Linked DNA regions of Mus musculus: all the other regions are linked to region 1. A link is a loop called in an ENCODE intact Hi-C map of the cell type or tissue named here. Cell type or tissue: heart. All regions are shown on one strand.

Region 1 (8,000 bases):
ACTTTGTTGACATCTGCTCTGTCCTTGAAGCAGAGGGAGAAGATGCTGTTTGGAGTTGGGGGGAAGTGGGATTTAGCACAGGGATAAAGTAGTTTATGTTCAGTGTTCGGCAGGAAAGGCCCCACTGACTGGATGGAGTCCCTGATGGACAGTGGACCAACAACTTTAAAGTAGGATATAGAAGGCTAAAGAGGGAAAACTCTAGAACCCTGGAAGGGCATACAGCTGGAGAAAGGCTGGGCTTGTCTGGGAAGTTGACGTGGACAGGCTAAGAGGGCGCTGCCTACGAGGTGTTGGCACTCCAGCAGTAACCTGGGGCGGAACCCTCTTTCCTGGCACCTCCTCTCCAGAGCCGGGACTACTTTTCGCCACCCGCCACGTGATTCTCCGCCCTTTTCTGAGGTCACATGATTTTATCTACACTCAGAAATGTGTTCCTCCGCTCTGGTGTAGTCCTTATCTTTGGGGCTTTTGCAGTTTCTCTTGGTTCACATAAGCCTGAGCCTTGAGCATTCCCTGGGTGTCTGCAAACCTCTTTCCTTTCTGTCTTATGGTGTCCATATCCACAGCTTGGGTACTACTTTGTTTTGGTGTCAACGGCCACCTTCAGCGTAGAAACACGTCTCATGAAATCCTAGACTTGTAATTGTCTGCCTTTCCCCAACGTAATTTCCGAGAACTGCAGAACTAAATCTCATGACTGCCACTGGGTACCAGTTTCGTCCTCAACTTTGTACTGTGGGAAAGGGTTTTTCAGTTCACTCGAAACAACAGCAACCTTATCTGCGATGTCATATGTGTAACCCACAAGTTGATTCCAAAGCAGTTACGCTGAAGGCGTAAGAGGACCAGGCTACGGGTTGCGCTAGCAAGCTGAGCTAGTGGCGTATGTTAGCAGGCGGGGCCGGTCCGATGGTCGGGGGCGGGGTTGATGAATAGGGAAGTGGCGCAAATTCGTGGATCGCTCCGCCAAGTCTGTTCGTCGAAGCCGCCTCCGCCGCCGCCCCCTGTCCCGGCCCCCCCCCTGGGTTCCCTCAGCCCAGCTCGGTCCAGCCCGGTTCTCGGGAGAATGAAGTTCGTGTACAAAGAGGAGCATCCGTTCGAGAAGCGCCGCTCTGAGGGCGAGAAAATCCGAAAGAAATACCCAGACCGGGTCCCGGTAAGGACAGTAGCCAGGGCCCAGGCTAGCGTCGCTGACGCTGTCGCCACAGGCTATGCTTGAGTCTGGGAAAGCTGAAGTCAGGCTCTGTCTGTCGTGGGGTTAGAACTCTGTTGTCTCTGGTACCAGAGGTCTCTCACCTGAAGTAGAGCTGGGGACTAAGATGTGGACGGGAGAGAGAGATCAGGGTATTTCTCAGAATAGAGGCCTTAGTGAGCTTGACAACCCAGAGTTTCCATGGCCATCCTCCCAACTAGCTAGATTTAATGTAGATTTTTGACCCAAACAAGTCATCCTGTATTCTCTGGTGAAAATAGTTATTGTGATGCGCCGTTCTAGGATCAGTTCTCAATATTTAGGTAAGAGTGAGGCCAGGAGCTTTGGACCTAATGCTGTGTGCACCACGTATATAAGGATAACTAGAGAAATGAGATTCCAGTAGGTTTCAGTAAAAGGGAATATTGTATGTTGAGTTCTTCATCGATATAGCAGCATATATATGTGTATGTATGTATATATATATATATATATATTCATTTTTCTCATTCTTACCTTTTATCAGGTGATAGTGGAAAAAGCCCCCAAAGCTCGGATAGGAGACCTGGACAAAAAGAAATACCTGGTGCCTTCTGATCTTACAGGTGAGGGCTTGACCTGTGGTGCACGTTTCTTTCTGTGGGTGGGCCTGCCAACTCTGTGGGAGGAGGCTTCACCTGGCAGCTGTTCTCTGGAGGCGCCTACGACCTCTGTGACTTGCTTGCATCTCCTGTTTTTGGCAGTTGGTCAATTCTACTTCTTGATCCGGAAGCGAATTCATCTCCGTGCTGAAGATGCCTTGTTTTTCTTTGTCAACAATGTCATTCCACCCACCAGTGCCACGATGGGTCAGCTGTACCAGGTACAGTACCTTGGAAGGAACGGTAGTGTTTGGAGAGGAAAGTAAAGGCCAGCGGTCGCTGCTGGCTAACTTTAAAATGTCAGTACAGCCCTGCCGTGGGATCTTACTAGCGCTGAGAATAGGGAGGAGTATGAACTGGTGGAGTTGTTCTGACTGGGACTTACTACCTAAGTGAGTCTCTCCAAGAGTCCCAGATGTCAAAGAATAGATTGCGTTTGAGGAGTGGTGGTTGTTGTTGTTACTTTCTGTTCGTTTTCTTTAGGAGACAGGGCTTCTCTGTATAATCCTGGCTGTCCTGGAATCCCCTCTGTAGACCAGGTTGGCCTCTAAACTCCCAGAGACCCACTTGTTTCTGCCTCCCTAGGGCTGGGCTTAACAAAAGGTGTGCGCCACCACTGCCCTAAACTTGACACACAGACCAGGCTGACCTCAGACTCAGAGAGCTTCCTGCTTATGCCTCTTGAGTGCTGGTGTTAGAGTTGTTATAAGTCCTCATCCTGAATGGTGACACATACCTTTGATCCTTTAAATCCAAAGCACAGCTGTTTCTGCACACAGTTTTAATCCGATCATCCAGGAGTCAGAGGCTGGTGGGTCTCTTTTGAGTTTGAGTCTATCCTGATTAGTCAGAGATACTTAGTAGTGAGACCCTGTCTCAAAAAAAAAAATAATAAATAAATAAATAAAAATAAAAATAAAACAATCAAAAATAAAAATCCCCAAATTAAAAACCCTCAAAACCACTGAACGTGGGGCATGATCATGCACAGCTTCAGTCCCAGCACTGTGGAAGCAGAGGAAGGTAGAGGCCGAGGCAGCAGTATCAAGTTGGAAGTTGTTGACTACATAGTATAGTGAGTTTGAGGTCAGCCTCTTTTTTTTTTGTTTGTTTTTTGTTTTTTTGAGACAGGGTTTCTTTGTATAGCCCTGGCTGTCCTAGAACTCACTTTGTAGACCAGGCTGGCCTTGAACTCAGAAATCCGTCTGCCTCTGCCTCCCGAGTGCTGGGATTAAAGGCGTGTGCCACCACACCGGGCAGTGAGGTCAGCCTTTTTCTTTCTTTCTTTCTTTCTTTCTTTCTTTCTTTCTTTCTTTCTTTCTTTCTTTCTTTCTTTTTTTTTTTTTTTTTTTCAGAGACAGGGTTTCTCTGTAAAGCCCTGGCTGTCCTGGAACTCACTTTGTAGACCAGGCTGGCCTCGAACTCAGAAATCCACCTGCCTCTGCCTCCCAAGTGCTGGGATTAAAGGCTTGCGCTTCCAAGCCCAGCTTGTTTTTGTTTTTGTTTTTGTTTGTTTTGTTTTGTTTTGTTTTGTTTTGTTTTTTGAGACATAGTCTTTCTGTGTAGCCCTGGCTGTTCTGGAGCTCACTCTGTAGACCAGGCTGGTTTCTAACTCACAGAGTTCTGCCTGCCTCTGCCTCCAGAGCATTGGGATTGAAGGTGTGCACCACTACCACCCAGTCCAAGTCAGCCTTTCCTATAGGAGAGAGATAAAATAGGAATGATTGCTTTTCTTTTATTCCTTCTGTACTAGGGACCACGTTTAGTGCCTACTGTTGCTTACAGATGATCTGTATCTTCAAATCTATTTTGAGTCCGGTTCTTAAGTTGCCTTGGTAGCCTTTACCTTTCGGCCCTTTCCTGCATCTGAAATTACCAGGCAATGCTTAAAGTGGTTCTTGAGGAATTGAGGTATTGGTGGTGAATGGTTGAGTAACGAGTTCCCTTAACCTCCCCCCCCCCTTTTGCATTTACTTCAGGAACACCATGAAGAAGACTTCTTTCTATACATTGCCTACAGTGATGAAAGCGTCTATGGTCTGTGAAGCTGCTGTACCTGAGGTGGGGGGTTCCATTCTACGAAGAGAGGTGGCGCTCCTTCCTTGACATCCAGTTCCTCCTTCAGGCTCAAACACCACCTCCTTTCTTCAGGACCTGCACTTAATGTTTGAGGCTGTCTCTCCAGTCCCTCTCAGCAGGAGGGGTAATGGTAGATACAGCCTCCATACATCTCTTTCTCCCCTTGTTTACCCTCCATTCCCACTCTGATTTAGACTTCTTGATTGTCGATCTCTGTCACATCCGATGATTGTTTTGGTTTCTATTCCCTTTCTAACTGCCCATCGGGCTCAGAACCCCAATAATCCCTTCCTTTCACTATCTTCTTTTTGGGGGGTAGGTGGAAGGGATTGACATTGGATGGGGGAGGTAGGAGGCACATCAATAAAAAGGAAACCACCGAGCTGAATTGAATTTGCCCTGTGTCATTCCACCTCCTGGTTTTTTGTTTCAAGTATCGTGAACTTCAGTAGTGGGAAAGGGGAAGGATTGAGGTATAGATCAGTGAAATAGAAACGCGTTGTTGATGTTGGTAATTTCCTGTTTTTTAGTGAGTGGAATAATGTGAACATTATCTCATGAAAGTTCCATTTTATTTATGTGTGTATTGGGGTGTGATGTAAACAGAGAGGTGGTGGTTGCTAGTGTGGGGAGGTATGGAGAAAGTTTGAAAGTACCATTTTTAAGTAAGAATATCCAGATGTTACTTTACATTAAAGAAGATATGTTCATGTTTGGGAGGTGGTAAAAGGACTGTCTATTACTGCTGCCACTGGCAGAGGTTGTGCCAGGGTATGGGAGTCTGTAAAGTAGAATTTGAGAGAGGGCAAATACTAGAAGGTGCCATTATTACTAGGAGAACTTCATCTCCCAGCATCCATTTCTTCTTTTGGCCGGAAGTGGGGCGGTACCCTGAGGGGGTAAAAAGAAGGTACAAAGTGAGGCAGTATGGTGGCCGAGAGTTATAATCCCTTCTTCGTCTACTTTCTTGGTCCCGCCCAGCCTACACTTCCCGGGAGTCAATGTGCACTCTTCCGCTCTTCTTCCCGCTCCCCGTTGCGTATCTCCCCGCCACTCCCCTGGTGGTGGGGGGAAGTTGTTTATTGCGCCTGCGCCAATCCGTGGCTTCCTGGGAACTGAAGTTCCGGAGGATCTTGCATACCCCTTTCCGCTGCCCCTGCACAGACTACAAATCCCTTGGTGCACTGCGCGATAGTGCCGGCGGGGAGGGGCAGAAGGGAGGGAGGAGAGAGGAGGAGGAGGAGGAGGGAGCAGGCGGCCGGCGGTGCGGGGGGAGGGGGCCCGGTCCGGGAGTGCGGGAGGCAGTGGTGGAGGGAGGTGGCGGTAGCGGAGTGGAGTCTCAACCGCGCCAAGCGGACACTTCGGTGGAGCGAGGCGGTAGAAACACGGAGCACTCAAGGCAGCACCGGGAATCCCGGCTTCGAGGAGGGGGTCGCCGGACCGGGTGGAGGGGAGGGGGCGATGCTGGAAGCCATGGCGGAGCCCAGTCCCGAAGGTAAGCACTCCATAGGCACAGAGGACAGGGAGCGGGGTGAGGATTCAATGGGCAAAGTTGGAGGTCGAGCCCCGGCACCCAACGGAGGAGTGCGGGAAAGGGGGTCGGGGCCCTGGCTCTTGAGGTGGAAGGGCGATGAGTTGAGATAGCTTGGAGAAAGAGGAGCGGGAGACTGGGTCGGGATAGTTAGACATCAGGTACAGCGTGGAGAGTGGCGGTGCGGGGTCTGAGCGCCCGAGACCCAGCTTCGGGAACTAAGGGCTGAAAAGGCCTCGGACTGCTTGGAGCTCTGAGACAGAGAGGCTGGGGGAAGCTGCTTGCCCTCCGTAGAGTTGAGGGAGCACGAAGAGGATTGAGTGAGGGGCCCGGTAGTTGGCCGAGGTGGGGGAGTTGGTGGCGGTGGCGCTTGAGCACCTCGTAGTTGCCGCCAGAGCTAGCTTGGTGATTGTTAGAGGGGTGGGCAGGTAGTTGTGGAGTGGGGAGAGGGTCTGGGTATTGTCTCCGGTAGAGAGCCCGATACCGAGGGGCAGCTGTGGGGCCGGAGAACTGGGAAGCGAGGCGAGCCCGGTACTTGTAGGGGCGGCGGGGCGAGGTGTGTGTGTGTGGGGGTTAAGACCGGCAACTTGCGCGGGTGGGGGGTTGGTCGGCCGGGGCAAGAGCTTCCGAGTTGTGGAGTGTGTATTGGGGGTAGCGGCGTCGTCAGGGGGCCTTCTGTGGAGCGGCTGGAGGGTGACCGGGGGCTAGAGTTTATGGGTCCGTAGCCTAAGGGACTCGCTGAGTCCGGGGGCGGGAGGGGGGCGGCCGGAGAAGCTCGGAACTGGGCCCGGGGGCCCGGCGGGGAGCCCGAAGAGCTCGAGACGGGGAGGGAGGGGCTAAAGCCCCGGATGGGGGCGGAGGGACAGCGAAATTGTGGGGAGCGCGGCCGCGGGGTGGGGTGGGGGTCTGGCTCCGGGCTGCAGCTCTTCGCCCGTCCCGGACGCGAAGTAGCGTTGGGGAGTGTGAGCCTGTGTGTGTTTGGGGTGGGGGTGAGGGGCGCGCCCGGCCTCGTGTTCGAGTCGAAGGGGCCCGGAGGGCGGGGAGCAGTTCAGCGTGGTCATCCTGGACCCTGGGGGCGGGCAGGCGGCTTGTGCGGTCTCGGAGGGCCCAGGGCAGTGGAGCGCGGCCGGCTGGGAACTCTGGGCTCCGGGCGCGTGTGAAGGACGGGGGCGGGCGGTGGCCTGGTCTCGCCCCGGGAGCGGTATGGCGGGGTGGGGCGCCAAGAGAGCCGAGTTGACTGGAGAGGCTGGGAGGGGGCGGGGCGCCGGGCCTCGGGGTGGGGGAAGGGGAGCGCTATAGCGAGGCCGGGGAGGGCGCCGCGCCCAGGCTCCGCCCCTTGGGGCGGAAGGGGGAGCAGGGGCGGGTCCGGCACAGCTGGGGGCTGTGGCTGGCTGGGCTAGGCGACCTCACGGTGGATGGGATTAGGTCGGGAACTCCGAGGTTTAGAGGTAGGATTTTACACGGACTCTTTTCTAGTGCCTTGACTCAGCTTTTATTGATTTCACAGATCCGCCTCCGACTCTTAAACCAGAGACTCAGGTGAGCTGTCCCATACCAGAACACTGAGTGACAATTTAGGGGGCTGTGTTTTGGGGAAGGGCTCCTTTAACATTCGTGCCTGGCTTCCATACGATCGTGTTTTGTCTTTCCATTTAGCCACCGGAGAAAAGGCGGAGAACCATTGAGGATTTTAACAAATTCTGCAGTTTTGTCTTGGCCTATGCTGGTTACATCCCCCCTAGCAAAGAGGTAAGGAACAGAAAAGTAGCTGAGGTGAGGCAGAGTGAATTACTTTATAGGAAGAGCCTACTGTAATATGCAAGACTAAGAAAACCGGAAGCCCTTAGGGCTATGGTGGGAGAGCTGGTTTGGAGGGATGGAATAACGGCAATGAACGGCAGAAACAAAAATTTGGAGTGTTGCTCAAGACTTTTTAATGGTTTTGAGTGGCTGTTAACAGAAAAGTGTTTCCAGGTAAGCTGTAGGGAGATGAGTGTCCTAGCAAACGAGATACTGAAAACAGTGCTGGAAGTAACAGCTGTGGCTTCTGTGTTCTAAAGGTCCCCTGAGGACTGTGAGGAAGGTAGGTTATAGAGTACACATCAGATTTGGGGTAGGGATACGTCTAGTTCCTGGTTTTTATGCTGGACATGTGGCAGGGCTGAGCTGTCACTAGACTCCGGCTGACCCTAGTCTCTTCCTCCTTTTAAGGAAAGCGATTGGCCAGCCTCTGGCTCTAGCTCTCCATTGCGAGGTGAGAGTGCAGCAGACAGTGATGGCTGGGACTCGGCCCCGTCGGACCTTCGAACTATCCAGACTTTTGTTAAGAAAGCAAAGTCATCAAAGAGAAGGGCAGTTCAATCAGGTCCTACCCAGCCAGGACCCCCAAGGTCCACTTTTTCTCGTCTGCAGGCTCCTGACAGTGCTACTCTGCTTGAGAAGATGAAGCTCAAGGACTCTCTTTTTGATCTGGATGGGCCCAAAGTGGCATCTCCACTCTCTCCCACATCATTGACGCATACTTCCCGGCCCCCCGCTGCTCTCGCCCCAGTGC
Region 2 (8,000 bases), 73 kb before region 1:
CACCCTGGGCAAGAGAAAGAAATCATGTTTAAGATATAGGATGTAACTTCAACAGTAAGTGTGGGGACAGTGGGGGGTGCGTTCTCTCACCTGGAAGCCGGTTATTTTGCCATGGCCTTGATTGCAACAGCTGCCTCCTCTGTCATGGCAGACAGCACTGTGATCTGGAAAAGCAAAATGACAGTCCAGAGATGCCTTAACTGAAAGACTTCGAATTAAGGATCAAAGCAGCATACAAAGCAAGGAGGGGGCATCGTACCAGGATCTCTTCTCCACAGTCATACTTCTGCTCAATCTCCTTGCCAAGGTCTCCTTCAGGCAGACGAAGGTCCTCTCGTACCTCCCCACTGTCCTGGAGCAGGGATAGGTACCCATCCTGGATGCCAATCAGCTGGGAGAAGTTAAAAGCAGGTACAAGTAGGTTAAGTATAAGAGAATGGACAGACCAACTACAGTGACAGCAACTTCCTTCACTCCACAGCCTTTACCAGCTCCCTCTTTCCCCACAAGGTGCAGTCAACACCGCCCCCACATACACACTCTTCTAAGCCACCAATCATCTTCATCCTAATAACATACCTGGAAGTCATTCCGTTTGATGTTGGGGACATCCATATTATGAGTTGACGGGCAGATATCTTCATATTTCTTCCCAGTAAAAATGTCAATGCCAACCAGATGGACCTGTGTACATATATCATAAAGAGAAACCCAACAAATCAATTTTTGAAGTATGAGACAAATGTCTGTGTCACTTACTGCCTGAGAGGTGAGCGTGCCATGTTATGGGTAAAGATTAAGGAATTATAAATGAACCAAGTGAGAAAGATATACTAAAGTCTTCAAGGTCTTAAAAGATCACATCTGAAGGTTAGCAAGTGAGGGAAGTCAGTCTCAGGGAACTCATTTACATCAAGTCTCAAAAACTGACTGGCAAGACCTGAGGATATCACCCAACTGCTCACAACACTTGCCCAGCAGCACAGGGCGTTGGGTCCGATGCCTAACACATAAGCCAATCATGGTGACACATGCCTGTAATCCCAGCACTAGAGAGGTAGAGGTGGAAGGAAGTTCAAGTTTGACGGTACCCTGGAGTACATGAGACCGTTTTATTTTATTGGGGAAGTATCTGGGGAAAAGTTTCTTGGACAAACGTGGACAAGTGGAATAGGCTGAGAAAATGAAGCAAAGGAATGTAAAAGATCTGAAGACGATAACCCAGGAGAAGAGCAGAGGGACTGTGCAGTCAGTATGCAAGGAAAACAGAAGAGGAGCACGCCTTATATTTAATGTCAACAAAGGATAGGAAATATAACACAAAAATTTCAACTAGTCAGAAAGTCTAAGCTAAGAGAAAGAATGCCGTCTTAAGTAAACCAAAGAACAGTGGACAGTCAGCAGAAGGTAGAGGACATTGAGATTTATCACAACCCCAAAGGGGAAGCCAGAATTTGAAGGAGCAGCAGCAGTGATTAGAGAATGCAGACTGGAGCACCCCAAGAATGCTGCCTTGGGAGGAGGGGTCCTTGACTGGAGAAATCCTGGACAAGGAGCCCAAGGTCAAGAATAAGAAACTGAATATACAAACCAAAAGAAAACTAGCACAAAGAGGGAGGAAAAAAACATAGCATGACAGGTACCCTACAGAAGAAACTGGGAACAGTTTAGTTTTAAATTGGAGCAAAAAACTGGGTGCTGAACAAAAGGAAAACAGCAAAAGGGGTCAAGACTAGAGCCAACAGTTCACTGCCCAGAGTCCTAGGGGTGTGGGAGCTGCAGGGAAGGCAAGATGTTGAGAGGTGATTCTAACCTTGGCATGGCCATGCTTGCCAGTCTTCGAAGTAGACATCTCGACGATCTTACATGGCCGGCCTTTGAGCACCACAAAACCATTCTTACGTAATGCTGAGCACTGCATTGGGAAGGTGGCTGAGGCCCCTGCATCTCCTGTCTCGAAGTCCAAATCATCTGCCATTTTAAGAGGCTTCGATTCCAACTAAAGCCAAGAAGAGAACTAGGGTCAGTAACGATGGAGGTTAAATGAGATCGCTGATCTATCCCATTCCTCCCTAAAACACTGATCCACTTCCCCTTCATTCATTACCCACCTAAATAAAGTTGCATTTCCTGCTTTGAAACTGGAGTCAAACATATTGAAGAGCTTGAGTATTGGGGGTAAAACAGCTGGGGATCCCCTGGGCCCCCACAATGACATCTAAAGTTGTGGCTAGGGAAAGGAAGCCTCCTGGGAGTTGGGATGCCAAATCCCAGAGATGAGGAAAGGGCTACTTCCCGGGAGCGAGTAGGACTCAGGTGTTACTCGCCACTGAAACCAACCACCCCCTCTTCCCCACACTCTGCCAGGACTATAATTAGGTGAGCAGCAATGAGCCAGCTGAAGGGCGGGGCTAATGGAGGGGTGGAGACGGAGGACAAGGCCCCACCCAGTTGTTACACCACCCCCCCACCCTGTCCACACACAAGCCAGTCATTGGTACAGGAAACCACAAGGCCTCTTTGGGGGATTCCCGCCTCCAACGTGCACTTGCAGATGCAGTCAAGGGAGAGAAAGTAGTTTCCTAAAGGATCCCACTGCCAAACATTTCGATCTCAGTTCCCGAAGGGAACTCAGCCTTTTGTCGATGGCCCTCCCACTTTTCCCAGGATGCACCAGTCCTGTCGGCTTTTCAGGCCCAGCCTGTACAGTCAGTAGAAAGTGAGGGGTGGTGAATGACAATAAAATGAAAGCAAAAGATTCGTAGTAGTAATAGAAATCGTACTAGGCTGGCAGAGTAAAGGACTTTAAAACACAGTAACTCCCAAACAAAACACGACAGGGAAGGCACTGGCATGGTGAAGATCGAAGATCACCGCAGGGGAACTAGAAGCTCACTACTTTCAGGCGCTGTCGGCATGGGCCGAGAAAGAGTTGGGCATCAGTCCAATCGCCCTCAGTTTCCCCACTTTTCCCGGTTTCCCCAGCAAAGCAGTACCACTTACATCTGGCTGGACGTCTCACTTCATATGAAGACTGAGGGATGAGCTCCAGAGGCCCATGAGGCTGGGGAACACTAACATATGCCTGCAACGGGCCCTGCGGGATGAGTGAGACCCAAGGGTAGGGTCTCTCCCGCACGCCAAAATCCAAGGCTCCGGAGAAACCCAAAAAAGACCAGAGCTCCTTGCGCTGAGGGTTGCCGGCTCGCGCCCACCATGTGGTCGCCCGGGGCTTCCGGTGGCCCGGGCCAGGGGGGAGGGGTCCCCGTGCAGCCATGCGGCCCCGGTCAACGTTCGGCCGCATGGCCTCGGACCCCGAGGGCAGCCTCCAATGGGGAACACTTCCGGTGCTACGGCTGCCCCTGCCCCAAAGCTGCGCCAGGCCAGGACCATGCCGCCTCCCCTCCCCCCGCCGGCCGCCAACCCCCTCCACATGCCCTCACCTAACAGCCCCCTCCCCCACCTCACGTGGCCGCGCAGCGCCGGTCCTCAACCGCACAGGAGCCTTTGCCCTGTCTGGGCCGATCTGGCCCCGGGCCCTCGCCCCGGCGTGGCCGCCTGGCGGCCTCTCCCGCGTGGCGGCCTCGCGGCTCGCCGTCCCCCGCCCTGCGTCGCTCCAACGTCACCCGGCCGGCCCCAACCGTCACCCCTCGCGCCAACCGGGCCCTGCACCCGCCTCTCCGCACCTCGCGCCGCTCCCTCACCGAACCCGTGCGGCGACAGCCGCCGCTCCCTTCTGCCCCCCTCCCCGACCCCCGCGTAGTTCCGTCTCTCGTTCGTAGCTCAAACCGAGGTTACGCGCAGGCGCGCCCTGCCCGCTCTCACCTCGCGCGAACGCACTGACTTGACCTGGTCCGCTCGCCGCGAGCCCAACTGCTGCCTCCGAACCCGCTACTGTGCTGCCGCCGCCGCCGCCGCCGCCTCTAGCGCCGCCGCCGCTGCTGCACACGGGTCTTAGTACGCAGGCGCCGACTCCCCACTGACCAACCAAGCAGCCCTATGACAGCCGCGCAAGCGTGCTAGGTAGCTCCACCACCTTCCACCCCCGCACTGCGCAAGCGCATGGACCCTCCCCGATCTCCACCCTCTCTCCCACCTACCCATCGGATGACGCACACACGTGACCCCGCCCCTTTCCAGTCCGTAGTGCTTCCAACCAGTCGGCAATGCGCAGGCGCACCGGGTTTTTTTTTTTTTTTTTTAAATCCCTTCAACCTCTTCTTCCCTCCCCTTGAGCGACAGCTCGCTCTACCGGGCAACCCTTGCGGCTGCGCAATACAGAACCCTGCACTCCACACCCTCCGAAGGAAACGCCTGGGTCTCAACGCATGCGTGTTAGGAATCCTAAACGCCCCTTCCACCTCAGACGTCGTCCCTACGCGGGGTGTTGAAAAGACCACGCCACTGTGCTGCTTGCGGCGTCAAGAACGCATGCGTCTGAGCAGGCGCCACACCTCGGCTTTAACTGGAATTGAACAACTCACAAACACGTTTCTGAGAACCTTTCTAGTTAGGTGTGTGGCTCTTCTCCGAATCGCTGTCCCAGCTCTGCACGTGCTCAAGAGACTGCTTTCCGTGGGAGACTCTGCTCTCACGCTAGTGTGGTCGGATTACAACCATCCCGGCTTCGGTACTTTACACAACTTGTGCGCTATAGTTTCAGTATCCAGAGCTATCCGATACAAGCCACCATCTTGTCTAAACCCTGGTTAGTGTTGATTCCTAAGGTTCGCATAGAAGCTTTTCCTTTCTAAATCCTAAATAAAGAGAACTACATAGCGTTTCCGATTGTTTTCCCAGGTCGGCTTGAGGTTTCTAAAAGGAAATGTCTAATGTTTCTTCCAAAATCAAACTCCCTATGAGAAGAGTGGCTCTGGACCAGGCGACACAGACTTTATTGCCAGATCGCTAGGAGGCTGAGACTTGTTATAAAGCCAGCACATAAAGTTGGTCTTGAAATTTATGATGCCTGTAATCTCTGAGTTTGAGAAACTGGAGCAGGAGAATAGAAAAAAACAAAACAGTGCAATATTAAATTACTTTGACGTTATCTAAAGATGAGCGATCAGGATTCCTACTCCTTAGATAATGCAGGCGTGGTGGAGCACTCCCTTAATCCTGTAAGAGCCAGGTGGGTTCAAGGCCAGTCTGGTCTGTACAGTGTGAATTCTTGACTCAAAAGCAAAACAAAAAAATCTGGTCTAGGAATCTAAACCTTTTTGGTGGTAGTGGTGGTTTTGTTGTTGTTTTTCAAGACAGGGTTTCTCTGTGTAGCTCTGGCTGTCCTGGAACTCACTCAGTCGACCAGACTGGCCTTAAGATCCACCTGCCTCTGCCTCTCGTGTTGGGATGTAAGGCATGCACTGCCACCTATAGTTTTGAGAAATCACTTCAAATTACTGTACTTTTAATTTCTTTACCACTAAGTAAGGATATTAAATGATATCTTAATCTCCAACTTACTGGAACGCTTGCAAGCACTTAATTGGAATTATTACGTGTTTGTGTAGCACAGTAGAACTATCCACCCTATATCTTTCAGTCACTTTTCCTGAATTTTCTGTCGTTTTCTGTGGAATGCCAGCACTGAGAAAGCTGAGATCAGCAGATCAGTAGTTCAAGGCTATGGTAGCCTACATAATCCAATCCTAGCCAGGCACAGGGCCTGCCACCCTCCCTCCCTGTAATTGCAGCACCTAAGGACCCAGAGGCAGAGGAAGGAGGATGGGAAGTTTATGGTCATTCTCTGGGTGTGGTAATACATGCCAGTAATCCTATCTCCTGGCTAAACAGGAAGATTGCCAGCCTGTGCTACATAGTAAAACCCTATTTTAAAATTCTGTCCCAGTACTGAAAAAGATATGAACTTCTGGACACATGTGACAACTGTAAAAGCCAAATGGTGCAAAGCTTGGGGCTAGGGCTATTCAGAGACAATTAGTAGAACTGTAAATGTCACAAACACGATACACAAAAAATATATTAGTGGTTGCCTAATGCAAAGGATTTAGGGAATGGACCATAAGGGAGGGGGAAAGTGGGATGAATCTTTTGGCAGATTATAAAAAAAAAATCCTAGACTTATCAGTCACACACCTCTTCAGGTACTAAAGCACAGCTTTGGCCTGTACTTGCTCGTTTATTTGATGGTACCAGGCAGTTGAATCTAGGGCCAGTGAGTGTTCAGCAAGGATCAAGCTGTGCCTACGTCCCTTACCTGTTTGTTTGTTTGTTTGTTTGTTTGTTTAGCATAATGAAAATAGATTTGGTAATGAAAAGAAAGAACCCCTGAGGTCGGAGGGATAAGACATGAGCTCACTATAGAGCTCTGGCTGTCCTGGAACTCATATAGACCAGGCTGGCTTCAAACTCACAGGAATTCTCCTGCATCTGCCTCCAAGTACTGAGATTGAAGTTATTCACCAACACACTGGGGTCTCCTCTCTCTTTCTTTCAAGAAAGGGTACTGTGTATTCTATGCTGGCCTTAACCTTGTGTCTGAGTGCTGGTGTGTATAGGTGTGAAAATGAACCCAGGTCATCACCCTGCGTGGCGCGTGCTTTACTCCTTCAGCGCACATAGTTTTTTAAATTATGTTTTCATTTTATTTTATTTTTGGTTTTCTGAGACAAGGTTTCTCTCTGTAGCCTTGGCTGTCCTAGAACTCAAACCTTCAGAGGCCAGAGGCCCCAGAGCTGAAGTTAAAGATAACCACAAGCTATCTGACATGGATATTAGGAACTTAAACTCAGTCCTCTGGAAGAGCAGCAAGTACTCTTTAAGTACTGAACCATCTCTCTAGACCTGATTTTTTTTTTTTAAATCTTTGTGTGTGTGATGTGTGTGTACTGGTATGTGTGTGAGTGTGCACATTCATGCACCACGTGTGGAGCTCAGAAGACAATTTCAGCTTAGAGTCTCTGTCTTCCACCCCATTTGAAACTGGGCCACTTTGTTGTATACTGATACATATGGCCTGCTAGCTAGCCCCCCAAGATTCTGGGTTCTTCTGTCTACACCTCCCATCTCAAGTAGGAGCACTTGTATTCAACTCACCGGTTCCCTGTGGGCTCTGGAGACTCGAAGCCGGGTCATCACCCTGTGTGGCGCGTGCTTTACTCCTTCAGCTCACTTAGTTTTTTAAAATATGTTTTCATTTTTGGTTTTCTGAGACAGGGTTTCTCTCTGTAGCCTTGGCTGTTCTAGAACTCAATCTGTAGACTAGGCTGGCCTTGAACTCACAGAGATCTGCCTGCCTCTGCCTTTAAGTGCTAAGACTGTTATACCACTAATATCTGGCTAAAAAATAAATGTTAAAAAACAAACAACAAAGCTGGTGTGGTGGCACACACCTTTAACTCCTACACTCCGGACTCTGGACACAAGGAGTTAGAGTTAGACAGATCTCTGTGAATTCAAGGTCAGCCTGGTCTGTATTAACAGCTCTAGGTTAGTCAGGGTTAACTCTATAGTAAAACTCAGGCAAAAAAGAATTACTAAAAGAGCTGGTCAGTGGTGGCACACGCCTTTAATCCCAGCACTCCGGAGACAGAGGCAGGCGGATTTCTGCGTTTGAGACCAGCCTGGTCTACAAGGTGAGTCCCAGAACAGCCAGGGCTACGCAGAGAAACCCTGTCTTGAAAACAAACAAACAAACAAACAAAAAGAAAGAAAAAGATATCCCAGAAGAAACTGAAGAAACAAAAACTCATGACAGGAATAAATTCAGCAGAAAATAAATGCAGATAAAGTAAGAAAGGAAGGAAGGAAGAAAAGAAAGAATGAAAGGAAGGAAGGAAAGAGAGAGAAGGAGAAAGAAAGAAAGAAAGAAAGAAAGAAAGAAAGAAAGAAAGAAAGAAAGAAAGAAAGAAAGAAAGAAACTGCATTAGCATCCAGGTCCATGAACGTAAGCTGTAATTGAGTTCCCATGATGCTCCTCAGCACACTTTTGGTTTGGATTCTTAGTATGCTTCATTCTAGAAAATAGTTACTTACAAATG
Region 3 (8,000 bases), 240 kb before region 1:
ATAAATAAATAAATCTTTAAAAAAAAAAAAGTACACTAAAAAATTCCACCTCTCTCTGCTCAGTCAATACTCACTGAGCCTCATCTAATTGATTAATTCTATTTCCAAGCATCCTGAGACTAGTCCAGAGGCTCTCCTTGTAGCAGGCATAAATGCATAAATGGAAGGACCACTCTACTAAAGATTTAACAAATGTTAGTTTGGGATTATTCACTACTTTAACCAAACACTGGTTCTTACTGAATACAGGACATTCTTTTTTTAAAATATTATTTATTTTTATTTATATGAATACACTATAGCTATCTTCAAACACACACACACCAGAAGAGTTCATCATATCCCATTATAGATGGTTGCAAGCCACCATGTGGTTGCTGGGAATTCAATTCAGGACCTCTGGGAGAGCAATCAGTGCTCTTAACTGCTGAGCCACCTCTCTAGCCCCCCTACAGGACATTCTTGGTGTGTGTGTGTGTGTGTGTGTGTGTGTGTGTGTATGTGTGAAGCTGGCTGTTCTTTTGTGTTACCCCAGGTCACAGGAAAATACACAAATAACAATAAAAAAACTAAACAGCCTGCTCTACAAAGCTCACTAATTCTTCACTCTCTTTCATCTGCCTATATCAAACCACATGAGGTCCTTATATCCTTGACCTTCAACAACTCACTTTACAGCTTTATTTGCTACATTCTCTTACCTTATATACTTCTACTACAGCAAGTTACCTCACAATTCCTCTAGTCTTACCACCCTGTTATACACGGACTGAGTAAACTCATTCCTTTGTAAGAGTCAGCTCAGATGTCCTTTCCAATTTCTCTTTTTATTTTTATTTCTTTTTAGCTTTGAGGGAATACTGTCCACCACGGAAGCAAAGGCACAGTGGCAAGAGTGTGAAAGTAGCTGGTCACTCAGTGTCTGCAGTCAGGAAGAAGTGCCAGATGCAGAAGTCTTATCTCACTCTATTAGCCTTATCTCTAGTCTCTAGTCTTACCCATACTAGGAAGGTTCTGCTAAGCACAACTTTAACTTTGCTTATATATGTTACTCCCACTTGACTATAATCCTTGAGGCACAGAACATGACACGTGTACACGTACACACACACACACACACACACACACTCAGTGGCTAGTCTACACACCAGCAAATGGTTAAATATACTGGCAGACTGTAGGAAACCAGACCCTTATTAGATTGTAATTAATTTTAAGACAAAGAAAATCTCATTCATTAGTGTAACTACCCACTTCAAAGAGTACATGAATGACTGAGGATACAGTTTGGTAGTACAGTGTGTATTTAGCATGTGTGAGGGTTTAATGCCAGGTTTCCCCTGGCCCCAGACAGACACACACCACAATACTAACTTTCCTAGCTCCCCACCCCAACTCAAATCATTTCCTATAACAGCATTTTTTTCTTTGGTTTTTTTTTTGAAACATGGTTTCTCTTTATAGCCCTGGCTGTCCTGGAACTCACTCTGTAGACCAGGCTGCCCTCAAACTCAGAAATCTGCCTACTTCTGCCTCCCAAGTGCTGAGATTAAAGGCGTGTGCCACCACTGCCCGGCGATTTTTTTTTTCTTTTTCTTTTTAAAGAGTCTCATTGTGTAGCCCTCAATGTTTAGGAACTAGCAGTATATAGATCAGAACAGCCTTGAACTTACAAGCACTGTCAACCAGTCTGACAGACTTTTTTTTTTTTTTTTTTAAATGTATTTTCATGTGTTTGAGTGTTCTACTTGCATGTATACTGCATGTGTGCCTGGTACCAAAGAAGGCCAGAAAAGGGCACTGGACTCCCTGGAACCAGAGTTAGGGTGTTGTAAACTGCCATGTAGGTGCTAGGAGTTAAGCCAAAGTCCAATAGCCAGTGCTCTTAACCACTGAGCCATCTCTTTAGCCCCATGGCAACATATATTCTTTTTTAAATTTAATTTTATATTATGAGTATGCATGTCCTGTGTGTCTATGAGTGCAGGTGCCCTTGGAGTCAGAGGCATCAGATCCCCTTCATGTGAGTGTGAGTCACTCATGTGGGTTCTGAGAATAAGCTCAGGCCCTCTCCAAGGCCAGTAAATTAACCACTGAGCCATCTCTCTAGTCCTAGCAGCAGACATTTTACCAATTCAAAGAGCCCTCTGTAATTCAATTTCTACCCCAAAACTTTAAGAATACCTCACAGAAAGCCCCTTATTACCCATCTTCCTACCCAAACTAAAACCATGTAATTCCCTTAAAAACAGGCTCTCACACTGAACTCGGAGCCCACCAATGTGGCTATCCTAACAAGCCAGCAAGCCCCAGAGCTCCTCCTTTCCTCACTGCTGGGATTATGGGAGCACACCTCTACACCTGATTTCTTACATGGCTATTAGGAACTGAAACTCAGGTCTTATGCTTGCACAGCTCCCCAGCCCTAAGTGCTGTATCTTTTAAAAAGGGGTAAAAGGCAGGCATAAGGGCCCATGCTTGTTATCCTAGCACCAGGCAGAAAGAGCTCAAGTTTGAGGCAAGCCTGGGTTATGTAACGTGTTCTAGATTAGCCAGAACTATATAGTGAGACCAAGTCTCAAAAAAATCCACCTCATTTTGCATATTGTTAAGTAACTTTTTCTCTTATCTGTTCACAATACCTTCAAAAAAGATTCATTAAGCAAGAAAACCCAAACTTAAAAATATTTATGTCTTAGCAACCAGTAGCCATTTGAAAAAAAAAACAAAAAAACAACAACAAAAAGCAAAAACAAACACATGAGCTGAAGAATATTTTAATTTGTTAAAATAAAGCCAGGTATGGTGACATGTACCTGTCACCCAGGAGGAGGTTTTAGGGTGCGAGGCCAGCCTGAGCCTACAATGGACATCTTGTTTAAATAAACAATGAAATAATAAAATTTCTTACTTAAAACTGTTAAATGCTGTCTGACCTCTCAATCCTTAGCTAACAGCACCCCATTTCATGCTCCAAATCTACTAGTCCTTAGCAATTGCTAAAATTGCAGCTTTGTGATCCAGGCACAGTAGCATTTGCCTATAACCCCAGAACTCAGATCTAAACACTGTCTCAAAAGACAAAAAAGCTAGAGAGCTGACTCAGTGCTTAAGAACATATCACAGGGGCTGGTGAGATGGCTCAGCGGGTAAGAGCACTGACTGCTCTTCCAGAGGTCCTGAGTTCAAATCCCAGAAACCACATGGTGGCTCACAACTACCTATAATGAAATCTGACACCCTCTTCTGGTGTGTCTGAAGACAGCTATAGTGTACTTATGTATAATAATAAATAAATATTAAAAAAAAAAAAAAGAACATATCACAGAGCTGGGTGTGATGGCAAACTCCTTTAAGCTCAGCAGGTACATCTCTGAATCTCTTCGTGAAAGGCCAGCCTGCTCTACAAAGCAAGTTCCACAGTAGCCAGGGCCATACAGAGAACCCTTATCTCAACAAAACAAAACAACAAAAAAACCAAACTACCACCCCCCCCAACCAAACAAGGACAAAACACCCACATATTGTTCTTGCAGATAATTGGAGGGGAGTTTTCAGCAACTGTGTCAGGTCTCCAACACCTCTTCAGACTCCCCCACATACATATGCCATGCACATATGCACACAAAAACACACATCAAATTTTTTTTATTTTTTAATTTTTTGTAAACAACCTGAATACAGCTCCAGGGGATAAGATCCCCTGATCTCAAAAAGACAAAAAACAGTCGGGCGGGGTGGCGCACGCCTTTAATCCCAGCACTTGGGAGGCAGAGGCAGGTGGATTTCTGAGTTCGAGGCCAGCCTGGTCTATAAAGTGAGTTCCAGGACAGCCAGGGCTACACAGAGAAACTCTGTCTCGAAAAAAACCAAAACCAAAACCAAAACAAAACAAAAAATCCCCTGATCTCTAAGAGCACCTCCACCCTTTTCCACACATATCAAAAAACAAAAACAAAACAAAAACCCTACAAAAAAAAGCAAGCCAAACCAAACAAAAAACAATTCAGCTTCTCAAACATATGATGTCATTCAATGGGATCCAGCGCCATCTAATGTTGGAACTGAACCATGTGCAACTAGTAGAGTACAGAGCACCTATACTTCTAGAGTACAGAATACCCTGTGCCCCTGTGATTTTGCTACAGTGCTTTCAAATGTGACAGCAGTTTGGGAACATTGGATCTAGACTATAGGGCAGTTTTGTTCTATTCTAAAGATAGGACCTACGGTATTCAAAAAGGGTTCCTATTAGTAAATATTTAGGTGACTTTCAATTGTCATTTTCAAACAATCTTAAAACGTATTTACCCAAATCATTTTAATTACATGCAAATCAGCACCAGGATCTACTTGGAATGCTAACAGAAAGTTAAGAAAATTAATCCTCCAACAGTGGCAGGCTATTGAAGTAAAACAAAGGGTAGGGGGTTACAGAACGAAGGATGCTATTTAAATGGTCAGAGTAGACATCTAAATACAGAACACACTGACATGAAGAGCAGGCAATAAGGTCTGGGCAGTGTTATTCTAAGCAGCAGAGACTGATTAAATAGCCCCTGAAGCAAGAATAAACTTGCAGTGTTAAAAGCTAAGCAGGTCAGAGTTGCAAAAGGAAACCAAGAAGGGCTAGAGAAATGGCAGAGTGGTTAAAAGCACTTGTTGCTCTTGCAGAGGACCTAGGTTTTATTCCCATCACCCACATGGTGGCTCACTACCTTCAAGAATTCCAGTTTAAGGGGACCCAATGCCCTCTTCTGACTCTCAGGCACCAGGGACACATGTGGTGTACATACATGCATGCTGGCAAAACATTAATAATACTCATAAAATAAATTAATCTAAAAATATTTTTTTAATTTACCAGGAGACTGGTAATAAGATGGAGAGGCAAGCAGGGGCAGAATTTCAAGGAGTCTGGATCCTCCTGAGAGGATGCCATGAAGGGAAGGACCATGATGAAAACATCTCTACAACTACTGGAAGACTGAGGCAGGGCTACTCAGAACAGAGGTCAGTGGGTAGGTACCATCGTAAAGGTAAAGGCTGGCCTGGCCAGGTGGTGGTGGCAGCACTTGGGATGCAGGTCTCTGTGAGGTTGAGGCTAGCCTGGTCTACAGAGCAAGTTCCAGAACTATACAAAGAAACCCTGTCTCAATTTAAAAATTAAATAAATTCTTGGTTTGATGCTGGGTCAAGAGATACATATATTAAAGACTGAATGATCTCCAAAAAGCTAACCAACTTATTCTTCTATCAATAATGCATGAGGTCACTCATCTTCTCATTATTTTTGCTACCAGATTAAGAAACTCTTTTTAACTTGTTATTAGGAAACCTTTAAAAAAATAAAAGATTTATTTTATGAGTACACTGCTGTTGTCTTCAGACACACCAGAAAGGGGCATCAATTTCTATTACAGATGGTTGTGAGCTACCATGTGTGTGTACTCAGGACCTCTGGAAGAGCAGTTAGTGCTCTTAACCACTGAGCCATCTCTCCAGCCCCACCCCACCCCCTTTTATTTTTAATTTGTTAAAGGAAAAAAAAGTCTAACCACGCCAGGTGAGATGGGCTTATGCTCTCAGCACTCAGAAAGGTAAGGCAGAAGAATCACCATTTGCAGGGCAGCCTGAACTGAACAGCAAGATTCTGCTTCAAAATACCAAGAGCTTCAAATACATGTAGCCAAGTGGTCAAGAGCACTTGCCTAGCATGCACAAGGCTGACTTTCAGTCCCAGCAAAATTCAGCCTGGGCTATGAGCTCCAGGATAGCCAGTGCTACATACAGAGACCCTGCTTCAAAAGCAAAACAGAACAAAACCCTGAAAAATCAAACCCTGTCCATCACAGTACAAATTTGTTTCCCAATATACTTATTTTAGTTCTGTTCTAGAGCCTCTGATAAAAGTGGCCCATGTCTGCCTTACTCTTTTAGTACAATGCTTAGCTTACTGTAGGATCATCAGAAAATTTACCTTTATTTATTAATGTAAGGTTTGTCCTCTGGTATCAGCTCCCCTAAAATCCTGTTCTTTCTTAATGTTTTATTACTTTAATTATCTGGAATTTATTTTGTGTCGGTCTGTGAGGTCTTGGATGTCCAGAAACCTGATGTAGGGCTTTGTTTTTTTTTTTTTAAGATTTATTTATTATATGTAAGTACACTGTAGCTGACTTCAGACACTCCAGAAAAGGGCATCAGATCTCATTACAGATGGTTGTGAGCCACCATATGGTTGCTGGGATTTGAACTCATGACTTTCGGAAGAGCAGTCAGTTCTCTTACCTGCTGAGCCATCTTACCAGCCCTGATGTAGGTTTTTCTGTTTTTTCTTTTGAGTTCTGCTATAGTTGAGCCCTTACCCCAACAGGACTGCCTCAGTCTAGAATCAGCTGTTTAATTCCACTCTCTATTCCTCTCAGGAGGAAGAAGTCCAAGTCTCCAAAAGCTATCCCTTGTCTATCCTCACCCACTTCACATCAGCTCTTTACGGAGCTTCTGTACATGCGTGTGTGTATAAGTTACTACTGTCACCTTTATAATTACCCAGTGGTTTCCTACTGAAAACAGAAATTTGGACTCTCTAGAGCGTAATTTACAATATCCCGTGCTTCTTCAGTGCACTCTCCGCACCCACTAACCCTGCCTGCCCCAACACTGGCTTTTCAGTCTCTAGAATACAAGTTTATTTCCCTCTCAGTCCCATGACACTTGTTTCCTCCACCTAAAAAAATAGCTCTGATGACTGATATTACTTGGGAATGTCACCATCCCTGGCAAGTATGTCTTCCAAACCCTGACACCATTCAATTTCAGTGACTTCTTACAGCATTTCCTCATTTTGCTTTAATCTAGGTACTTATTTTTGCTCATTTCTTTTTGTTCTTAAGCTCTCTTCTCTGTTTTTCCCATAGTGTTTTAGAAGGTAGAGTTTCTGTTATATTTATTGTGCAGCTGTGTTCCTAGTGTCTGATTACTGTCACATAGCAGGATGCTCAATATTGGTGAAAGAACTAAAACTGGGGATCCACTTCCTGTACAACTTTCAACCCTGTCTCGTTGAACCGCAGCAATGCTCAAGTATGGAAACATCTTTCTTCTCTGTCCAGTCAAGCACTCATCTCAGGCATAGCATTTCGCTTGTTTAAGTCCTGGCATAATTTAACTTTTGAAGGCTGGACCCCCGCACAACATCAGCATCACTGACCCATCTTCCCAGAGGATCATCAGCCAAAGGCATAGCAGAGAGACGGGCGGACTATCTTACCAATTCATCCGGACTCAGGACTCCGAACTGCACTCTCTTGATGGTGCGCAGCGGGCATGCGCTGTCCCCGGAGGGGGGGCCACCCCCGTGCATGGCGAGGCAGGCGCGCTGCGCAGGCGCAAACCTCGCTACAAAAAGCCTGCGCCACCGCCGCCTAAGTGCTCAGAACCCGTCCGGGCGGCCACCAGGAAAGACCTCCCGGGATAGGGAGGGAAAGGCTGGAGGAGGGAAAGGTGGGGGAGGGGGGAAGGGGGGGGGAAGGCAGAGGAACGAAAAGGGCTGAAAGAAAGCCTTTTCTCCCTTTCCGGAGATTCGTCGGCTCCCAAAAAGGAAACAAAAGAAGGGAGGAGAGGAGGAGGTTTTGGGAGGGAGGAAGAAGAAAAGGGGTAACGAATAAATAAGTAACCGGGATCCTGAACGGCAGAGGTTACGGCAGTTTGTCTCTCCCCCTTCCGGGAGCCACCTTCTTCTCCAACCGTCCCGGTCGCGCTCTCGGCGCTTCTGAGGAGAGAACTGGCTGAGTGACGCCCTTTATAGATTCGCCCTTGTGTCCCGCCCCTTCCTTTCCCGCCCTCCCTTGCGCTACGGGGCCGCCCGCACCGGCCTACACGGAGCGCGCGCGGCGGAGTTGTTGACGCTAGGGCTCCGGCTCCCTGGTTGGGTGTTCTTTCTGACGCGACAGGAGGAGGAGAATGTTCCTGGTCCTGTCGTCCTCCTTTCGGGTTTC
Region 4 (8,000 bases), 660 kb after region 1:
AACCACAAGCAAAGGAGGTAGGGTAGAGCAGGCGCTGGAAAGCAGAGATGAACAAAGGAAACTTGACTTTGTGTGTGGGGTGTAAGAGGTGTAAGAGCCAGAAGAACTCAAAGCAAGCAGGTGAGGGGTTGGGTTATCTAGACTTGGAGCCTCCAGTACCATATAAGGCTATAGCAAACGCCTCGCCCCTCCCAGTTCTGCTTTCCCCTCCTACCCCCCCCCAACTCACTTCCCTTATCTCTGCTTGTCCCCTCTAGCCCCAAGATTTTATGTGGTGCCCTAAGTTTGCACTGGCTTGGTAGAAAACGGGGCAATAAGACTTGTACAGTGAGTTTTCTTGGGCGTGACTGCCAATAGTTGAGTGAATCCTTTCCTTTCCCAGGAGATGAATATGACGTCTGTGCCATCTGTCTGGATGAATATGAGGATGGGGACAAGCTTCGAGTACTTCCCTGTGCTCATGGTAAGGCCCACATGTGCCTGTGTCTGTGTTCCTGCCCAACCTGCAGAGACCAGCCTTTCATATAAACCACTCCACAGCTTATCACAGTCGCTGTGTGGACCCCTGGCTCACTCAGACCCGCAAGACCTGCCCCATCTGCAAACAGCCTGTACATCGGGGTCCTGGCGATGAGGAGCAGGAAGAAGAAACTCAAGAGCAAGAGGAAGGCGATGAAGGGGAGCCAAGGGACCAACCTGCTTCAGAATGGACCCCACTCCTGGGCTCTAGCCCTACTCTTCCCACCTCCTTTGGATCCCTAGCCCCTGCTCCCCTGGTCTTCCCTGGGCCCTCCACAGATCCCTCACCTCCTTCATCTGCTGCCCTGGCCTGACACCCCCATACTTGGTACCTCTGGTGACCGTCCTATTTGCACAAACTCTTTTTCCAGTCTAATAAGCTGAGGGTGAGGGATAGGGGACATTCTACCCCAGGTTCATGAACCCAGCCTCATCCTTTTGAGGGGGCTAGAAGCCATAGGGACATGGTTTTCATTTCTTGGATTAATAAAATTGGTTTTTTTTTGTGGATGAAAAAAAAAGGTTAAGATCATCTTTACACAGGTGAAATTCTGGAAAAATAATCACCTCATAGGATGAACTTGTCGGGGAGAGCCCTAGCTGCATTTGCTATGACTCAGGGAGGGGAGCCCCACCTACACAGGATGACTCAAGTGGCCCTGCCTCACCCGCAGGCTTGGACCCATTCTCTGGTCTGGATGGCTATGTTCCATTACATACTAATTCAACTGGACCTGAAAATGGAAATACCACTATAGAGGGGCCTAGGTCACATGACTAAGTACACAGAAGAATGCCTACTTAGTTTAGTCCTTGGGGCTTAGAAAAGGAAATAAGACTGGAAATAAGAGTTCATTCTGGACACAGCCAAGAAGCAGGTACCTAATTGAGGTGGGTCACTGTGCTTGTCTCCCAACTAATGCCAAGTGCAAACCAACACAGGTCCTTGTTAGTAGAATCTTTTTTTATTCAGAAAAAAAAAAAAAAAAAAAAGACCAAAAAACAAAAAATGAAACCCAAAAACAAAAATTTTCCAAACACACACAGGAGGGGGTATGGGTAGGGGGAGGTGTCTGTCCATCCAGCCCCAGCCCCCAGCCCATGTGGTTTTGGCAGCAATAAGGGAAATGGGGTAATGGCCCAAAAAATAATGGTATGTGTGTGTATGGAAAGAAGGGGGTGCAAAAGCCAAAGGGAACGGTGGGGGGAAGGGACAGATGAGGTCAGTACTGGGAACGCCGCAGGTGAGAGGCCATTTCATAACATTTCTTGTTGATCAAACCACCGTGGACACCTTCTTTGCCCATCAGCAGGACTAGCGCTGGAGGAAAGAAAAAGGAAGCTAGGACCCAGGTGTCACAATTCAACCCTGCCAGCTGTTCAGCAGCTGTCTGGCCCCGGGGGTTGTAACCTAACCTCAGCCCTCCTAACCAGCCCTCCCCCCCTTATACACAGGCAGGCTGTCAGTCATCCTAAAACAATAGAGCTTTTCAAAGAAGGAAAAAAAAAAAAGAGCTTTAAGAGTAGTAAAGAAAAAGGCAAAATTTAGAGGTCCTAAACTTCCAGGCTGTAGGTGGCTAGGAACGGCTGTGATGCGCTTCCTACCTCTCAAGTCTTTACAGAACTGGAGATTAGAGCCAAATGCTGACTTAAGATCCCAACTGCCCTAAGCAAACTAATCTCAAAAAAGCTCAAAGCAAGAAGGGACTTAAGAGGTAATATAAGTTTTAGTTTCTTTACAAGCTGGGGAGCCAGAGTCAGAACCCAAAGGACCATCCACGGTTCCCATAACCAGCAGAGTAAATACTGTTATGCAGCCTTGACACTGAGGACACATAAAGTGACTAACAAAAGGATTTCAAAGCTAGAGAATCAGTCAAACTCACTCTTGGCAGTCATGGTGACAGTGACATTGAAGGTGGGGGCTCCTCCGGTGCTCTTGGTACGAAGATCCATTGTAAATTCCCCGTCTTGCAGCAGTGAGTCCCGGATCACAGAACATTTCTGGCCCCCAAGTGTCAGCCCATTGACGAAAAAACTTGACCGGTCTTTGCCTACCAGGACACCAACCTCAGCTGGCTAAAAGAATTAATCACCTCATTAAGTTAGTGCACCTGCATAACTTGTCCTCTTATGTACTGTGGAGCTGGAGTTGAGGGTGCTTCATCCACACCACCAAAAGTTGGGGGGAAAACCCAGTACTGTGGGTATTGCAGAGACCGATCATGGTCCTAAAGTCTGGTAAATGGGTCAAGGAGGAAAAAGTATTCCTCTGAAGTCTTAGATGTTCATGCTTAATAGGGAAAGCAAATGCTGGGTACCAGAAATCGATCAATGATCGAGGGGGAGCCTTTGGATGCTCAGAACAGCCCTTCAGGAAAAGCAGAAGCAAAGAGGGGAAGGGAGGGGGTAGGAAGGGAGGAGAAGTAACTTTGTCCTTATTTGGTCAAAGGTTCTGCAGGCGTTGTTAGGAGCCCGGACGCCTGGGTCTCCGGGTAACCTGGAGTTTGGGTCCAGGTAGCTATGCCCCAAGATAAGGAAGCTGACCCCGGGGGCTCTCTAATTAAGTTCAAAAAGTTTATTAGGGCAGGAGACTAGTCTGTGTGTGAGTCTAGACATCCCAGAGAACCTTTCTCCTTCTCCCCCTTAAACCCCCAAACCCCTATATCCGGTACCCTCCCGCCCGGAAATCCCCTCCCCCCATTCGAACTTCCGCTCCCCCTCCCCACTTCCGGGCAGTGTGGTCAGGGAAGGTGGTGGTAGGGACAGCAGCAACCTTATTCCTTCACTTTTACCGTCTCAGAACTTCTCACAAAGTTCCCCTACGCCGGGCCCGGGCGGATGGCGGGAAGGGAGGGCGAGGGGACTTCCGGAATCGGCCTCCCAGGAATGTTGAGGCTAACGTGCCGACTTGGGGGGTGTGTGTGTGTGTGGCGGCCTCGCCCTCTCTAACGGAGCTGGGAGGGGCAGGGTGGCTACCGAGGTCCGGCCCGGGCCCAAGGCCACGCGCCTGGCGCTCCCATCAGCGTCAGGGGGAACAATGGTGGAGGGAGAGCGAGCATTCGGCCCGAAGGGGAGTCCAGGCTCCGGAGCCCCTTATCAATCATAATCCCGGGCTAAAACTGCAGCGCGTGCCCGCCCCGCCCTGGAGGAGGCGGAAGTGGGCCGCCGCACCGGCCGCCGCGCCCCTCCCCGCCCTGGGCCCCGGATGTAACGCCCGGTCGCAGAAAGCGGGGCGGCGGGCGAGATGGGCGCCGCCGCCGAGGGGCGTAGAGCCCGGGGAACCACAGAGGGAGCCAGTCTCACGCAGCCGCCATTCGCCCCGCCGATGGGAGAGGACCGGATCACGGCCTCCCGCTGCCCTCGCTCGCCTGCGCCCGCCCCCACCCCAGTCCCCCAGAGGGTCTAAGGCCGGTCACTGCTCGGGACCGCACGAGCCTCGCAGTACCGTAATGCTAACGAAGGTCTTCCCGGGGACGGCGGCCCAGACGGAGGGCGAGTCCTTGTAGCCTACGATGGCCGCGTCCTGACAGGTCCCGTCCGCCATAAGGCTGTCGATGTAGGCGTTCCACCCGGCCATGGCGCTGCTGCTGGGGCTGCTCTGCGGGCTGTTGCTGGGATCGCGGGCTCGGGCTCGGGCTGGCGGGCGGGGGAAGGCAGAGAGCTCGGGGCACGCGCTGCCGTCCGGAACGCGGCTCTGTTAGCTGTGCAGCAGCCCTCGCACCGCCACTTCCTGCTCCTCCCCCCCCCCTCTAGATTTTTATTTGCAAAGGGCGGCGGGGCGGGGCCTGCGCCCCATTCCCTCCCTCCATCCTCCCCCCCCCCCCGCCGGGCCAGATAGCGAACTTTTGCAAATGCAATTTTTAAAAAACCCTCCCCCCACTTTGCAAAATTTGCCGAGTTCGATGGAAAGCCACGCCAAAGGCTATATAGAGTGGTGGTGGCAGGAGAGGTTAAGGTTAGGGCTCGCTCCGATTCATCCTGAATACCACTTGGCTATAGAAGGAGGAAGCCAGAGGAAGCAGGGAAAGAAAAAGAAAAAAAAAAAAAAAAGAAAATTAGTAAGGTTGAGCAAGTTGAAGTGGGTTCGGGGAACCCAGGGTTAAACCGAATCATTCCTCCACCCCCCAACCCCCACCTCCGCGGGAGGGAAGGAACGGCGGGCGGCGGCGCGTGCGCCCGCGCCTGCGCCGGGGCAGTGAGAAGCCAGCGCGTGGGGCGGTTGGGGCTAGCGGCTTGGCTGCGTGAGCGCGCGCCTGGCGGGACACATTTGGACCATCCGAGGAGGGAAGACGCGTCCCCAGCAGTCGGGACGGGCAGACGCCCCGGGTTGGGCCCTGCTGCCTTCTCCACATTTATCTAAACGATAAGGGAGCAAAAGTGAAATCGATATAATACTCTAGTCATTTTCAGTACTAAAGGTCTCTCCAACCAGGGCACCTGTCCCAACCGTCTGCCATGTACAGCGCACACGTTGGGTTCATTCGAGCGCGTCCCTAGATTCCCGAGGAATCATTCCCTTCGCTGGATCCGCTCCAGCTCAGCCTCGCCCCATGCCTGAACCCTGTCTACAGAGGTCACTGAATAGGGGCGCCACCCGGGTGACACGACGGGACTCATTTTTCAAGGCGGAAGAATACTAAAGTACCAAGGATGACAACTTTTATAAGAAGAGGAAAGTCCCCTCTACTTTGGACGCACTGGGGCTTTCTTCTTTTCCAGAAAAACTTTTGCTAAGTATTTATGTGCGGTCAGCTCACTCGCCGCCGAGCAGGTCTAGGGGCGAATGGCAGGCCACTGAGGCTGGAGGGAGTAAAGGAGTCACCCGGGACCCTGGCCTCCGAGGGGCTCGGCCGCTTCCGGTCCCTCGGAGGAGGGGCGCCAGGGTGTGCAGCCTCTCCCAGTGGAAGTACTTGGTTCGCTGCCTTTTGGAGCCGGGTTGGGTTCCCTGACGTTCATCCCCAAATTCTGGCTCCCCACGCCCCCCAGCCGAGGTTCTTCGACAGCCGCGTGGCTGAGTCACGGGCGGGGCCGCGCTGGGGCACGTGGCGGCCTGCGCCCGCCATCCCTTGACCTCTGATCTGCGCGCCTCCTGCCCGGGGGTGGAAAAATCCCGCAGGGAGCGGCAGGAGATAAGAGAGGAGGGGCGGGACAGGGACGCCACGACAGGTGGGGACCCTAGGGTGGAGGCAAGGAGGGCGACCCCGTGGGGAGGGCCGACGGGGAGGAGCGCTCGAGAGCCGGCCGCCGCGTGAGTCACCAGCTCCAGCGCCGGCGAGTGAAAAGATGAGGCGCCCTGGGAAACCAGCCGGCCCGCCAGGCTCCCACAAAACGCGGAGCAGACCCCACACTAGCCCTAGACCCCTAGACCTGCTAAGGCGGAGAGAGTTACCGAGTGCAGAGATTCACTTCCTGCGGTGCTGCAAATGGATGGACAGAGTGGCCACAGGCGTCCAAGAGCTTACAAAGGGTCATCCCCTTTTCACGTCCATTCATGGTTTTGTTTTGTTTTTTCCATTCGTGATATAACACCATTCTTTGATAGGCAAGGATTGAGCGCTGAAGCGCCCACAGTCGGTGGGGAAAAGGGCTCCTGACCACTTAGGCTTCACGCAGGAACATAAATGCTGTCCCAGCAGTATCTTTCGGGCGCCAGGCCAGCGCTCAGTGCTGGTCTATATTCGTCTCCTGGCCTCTCATCGCTCATCACTGGCCAAGAGAGGATAGGGTGGAGTGGTGCCGGAATGGCTGTTCTGAGGACCCTGAGAGGTGAAAGCGCAGGCCTTCTTTGGTCGAGGGGTGTCGACTTTAGACCACAGAGCTTGCTCAGCATCACTGATGCCTTCCCCCAACTGTGTGGCCTGCACCGCCTGCCTCCGAGTGAGTGGAGCACGTGTCAGTCTTGCAGCCCCCTTCCTAGGCCCCCTCCTCAGCCTGCAGGGCTCAGGTTACCCCTGGCCTTTCTAAAAGGGCACTGGTTCCTCTTTAACCTTTGCAAGAGTGGAATGTAAGTTTGAGGGGAAAGACCCTCCCATCAGAAACCTCTCTCCAGCTTTCCCAAAGAGTGAACCTCAAAGTAGAGACTTTTATTGGGGGACAGAAAGAGAATGCATAGGGACAGTCAGTAGCTTTTGAGAAGGGGGTACACGCCCCAGGGCCCCAGGTCAGGAGCTTTTGCTTCGGGCTGCAGTGGGCACTTGGCTGCCTGCCTGTGGAGGGGAGGAGGATGGAATGAGAGAGGCGGGGCTGGCTGGGGGACAGGGTGGCTTGGAGATAAATGCCCAGTCTGAGAGGGGGTGAACTGACACTGTCCCAGCTGCTACCTAGAGGAGACACTCCACTCAAAGTTCCAAGGAAGGCTTTCCAGGTTTGGTAAAAGGTTACATGGTGTGCAGGAGTGGGGTGGTGCTGGCTTGGAAAAAGTGAGGAGAATTTGGGCTTTTTTTTCTTCCTAGGACTGAGGGTACTTGAGAGAGGTCTGGTTGGAGGAAGCAGAATTAAAATACTGAGGGTTACTGACAGATACAGGAAAGAAGGCTCTGAAGAATGGGAAAGTAGATAAAATACAGTTGAGCCAGGCAGAGAGCCTGGGGTCTAGGAGGACTTGGGAATGGGACAATGGGAACCAGATAGGTTTGAGGGGGAGGAAGATGTAGCAAGCAGAGTACTTAATCATAAAGTGCAAGAAGGTGTAAGCTCCGTGAGGTGTTCAGGGAGTGGTGTCATCTTGGGAGTTATAAAGTTATGAACCCTCGATTCTCTTGATTGGAAGGGTGGAACAAGAGCTGTTCTGAGTGGGGGGGAAGGGACCAGTCTGCCTTCCTCTTTGGTCTGTGACCTTTTTATGGGGTATTTTTAGCTCCAGCACCTGCCTTCTTCGGGTGGAGAAGACTCTTAAAAGGGCAAGGGATTTCTAGTTCCTTAAGGGATCAACTGTCCACTCTTGCTCACTCACATCTCCTGTGGTGCAGCCATGGCCATGCAAAAAATCTTCGCCCGGGAAATCCTGGACTCCAGGGGCAACCCCACGGTGGAGGTGGACCTGCACACAGCCAAGGGTAACACAGGCTTGTTTTGCCTCAGAAAACCCTCAACCTCGTCCTGTCCTTCATCAGAGATTCCCTCCCCTCCCCCCTTCTCTTCCTGGCTCCAAGGCTGGGGGAAGCAGGGGTTTCTCTGTATTTACTCCTATTCTTGGGTCCAGGGGAGGTGACCCCAGGCCTTTGTGGGTGGACTCCTTCTGATCTGCAGTTCCTCCCCCCAGGTCGATTCCGAGCAGCTGTGCCCAGTGGAGCTTCCACGGGTATCTATGAAGCACTGGAACTCCGAGATGGAGACAAAGCACGATACCTGGGGAAAGGTGAGCCAAGACTAACCCAGCACGGAAGGAGCCCGTGTGGGCTGACTCAGGACAGGGATAGGGGACTGGAACTCAAAGCCAAGGGCCTAACCCGCTTAGAAATCTGAACCCCATTCTCTGG

What was found. A loop is a pair of places that touch in the nucleus more often than their neighbours do. Peaks named below come from ENCODE experiments on the same cell type or tissue, not always from the same donor. Only the 100,000 strongest peaks of a DNase experiment are listed, where the experiment ranks them.
Region 2: it touches region 1 in a loop (2.5-fold over the local background); 12 of 42 quality-filtered maps call a loop at or near these places.
Region 3: a loop joins it to region 1, with 2.8 times the contacts of the local background. A loop is called at or near these places in 2 of 42 quality-filtered maps.
Region 4: it touches region 1 in a loop (2.9-fold over the local background); 5 of 42 quality-filtered maps call a loop at or near these places.

Annotation. Positions count from the first base shown.
Region 1 is chr11:69,990,644-69,998,643 of GRCm38, forward strand. It overlaps Gabarap (gamma-aminobutyric acid receptor associated protein), which reads left to right and starts at 727. Exons shown (of 4, transcript NM_019749.4): 1 at 727-1,159; 2 at 1,722-1,800; 3 at 1,939-2,057; 4 at 3,816-4,306. The coding sequence starts at 1,070. The coding sequence ends at 3,881. It overlaps Phf23 (PHD finger protein 23), which reads left to right and starts at 5,123. Exons shown (of 5, transcript NM_030064.4): 1 at 5,123-5,410; 2 at 6,954-6,985; 3 at 7,103-7,195; 4 at 7,658-8,000. The coding sequence starts at 5,377. In heart, a CTCF peak has its summit at 4,958; DNase peaks (open chromatin) are centred at 348, 928, 5,008, 6,648 and 2 weaker places; H3K4me3 peaks cover 5,313 bases; H3K27ac peaks cover 4,392 bases.
Region 2 is chr11:69,917,338-69,925,337 of GRCm38, forward strand. It overlaps Eif5a (eukaryotic translation initiation factor 5A), which reads right to left and starts at 4,049. Exons shown (of 6, transcript NM_181582.4): 1 at 3,826-4,049; 2 at 1,814-1,999; 3 at 580-684; 4 at 260-391; 5 at 91-164; 6 at 1-4. The coding sequence starts at 1,978. The coding sequence ends at 102. In heart, a CTCF peak has its summit at 4,462; DNase peaks (open chromatin) are centred at 2,424, 3,324 and 4,104; H3K4me3 peaks cover 4,247 bases; H3K27ac peaks cover 3,756 bases.
Region 3 is chr11:69,750,858-69,758,857 of GRCm38, forward strand. It overlaps Polr2a (polymerase (RNA) II (DNA directed) polypeptide A), which reads right to left and starts at 7,776. Exons shown (of 29, transcript NM_001291068.1): 1 at 7,274-7,776. The coding sequence starts at 7,366. In heart, a CTCF peak has its summit at 4,055; DNase peaks (open chromatin) are centred at 7,414 and 7,834; H3K4me3 peaks cover 3,409 bases; H3K27ac peaks cover 2,233 bases.
Region 4 is chr11:70,650,382-70,658,381 of GRCm38, forward strand. It overlaps Rnf167 (ring finger protein 167), which reads left to right. Exons shown (of 9, transcript NM_027445.3): 8 at 383-463; 9 at 541-1,040. The coding sequence ends at 833. Pfn1 (profilin 1) reads right to left here and starts at 4,269. Exons shown (of 3, transcript NM_011072.4): 1 at 3,968-4,269; 2 at 2,406-2,598; 3 at 1,466-1,840. The coding sequence starts at 4,099. The coding sequence ends at 1,743. It overlaps Eno3 (enolase 3, beta muscle), which reads left to right and starts at 6,795. Exons shown (of 12, transcript NM_001136062.2): 1 at 6,795-6,886; 2 at 7,491-7,577; 3 at 7,784-7,879. The coding sequence starts at 7,493. In heart, no CTCF peak of the experiment used is centred here; DNase peaks (open chromatin) are centred at 3,740, 4,760, 5,540, 6,190 and 8 weaker places; H3K4me3 peaks cover 7,631 bases; H3K27ac peaks cover 6,302 bases.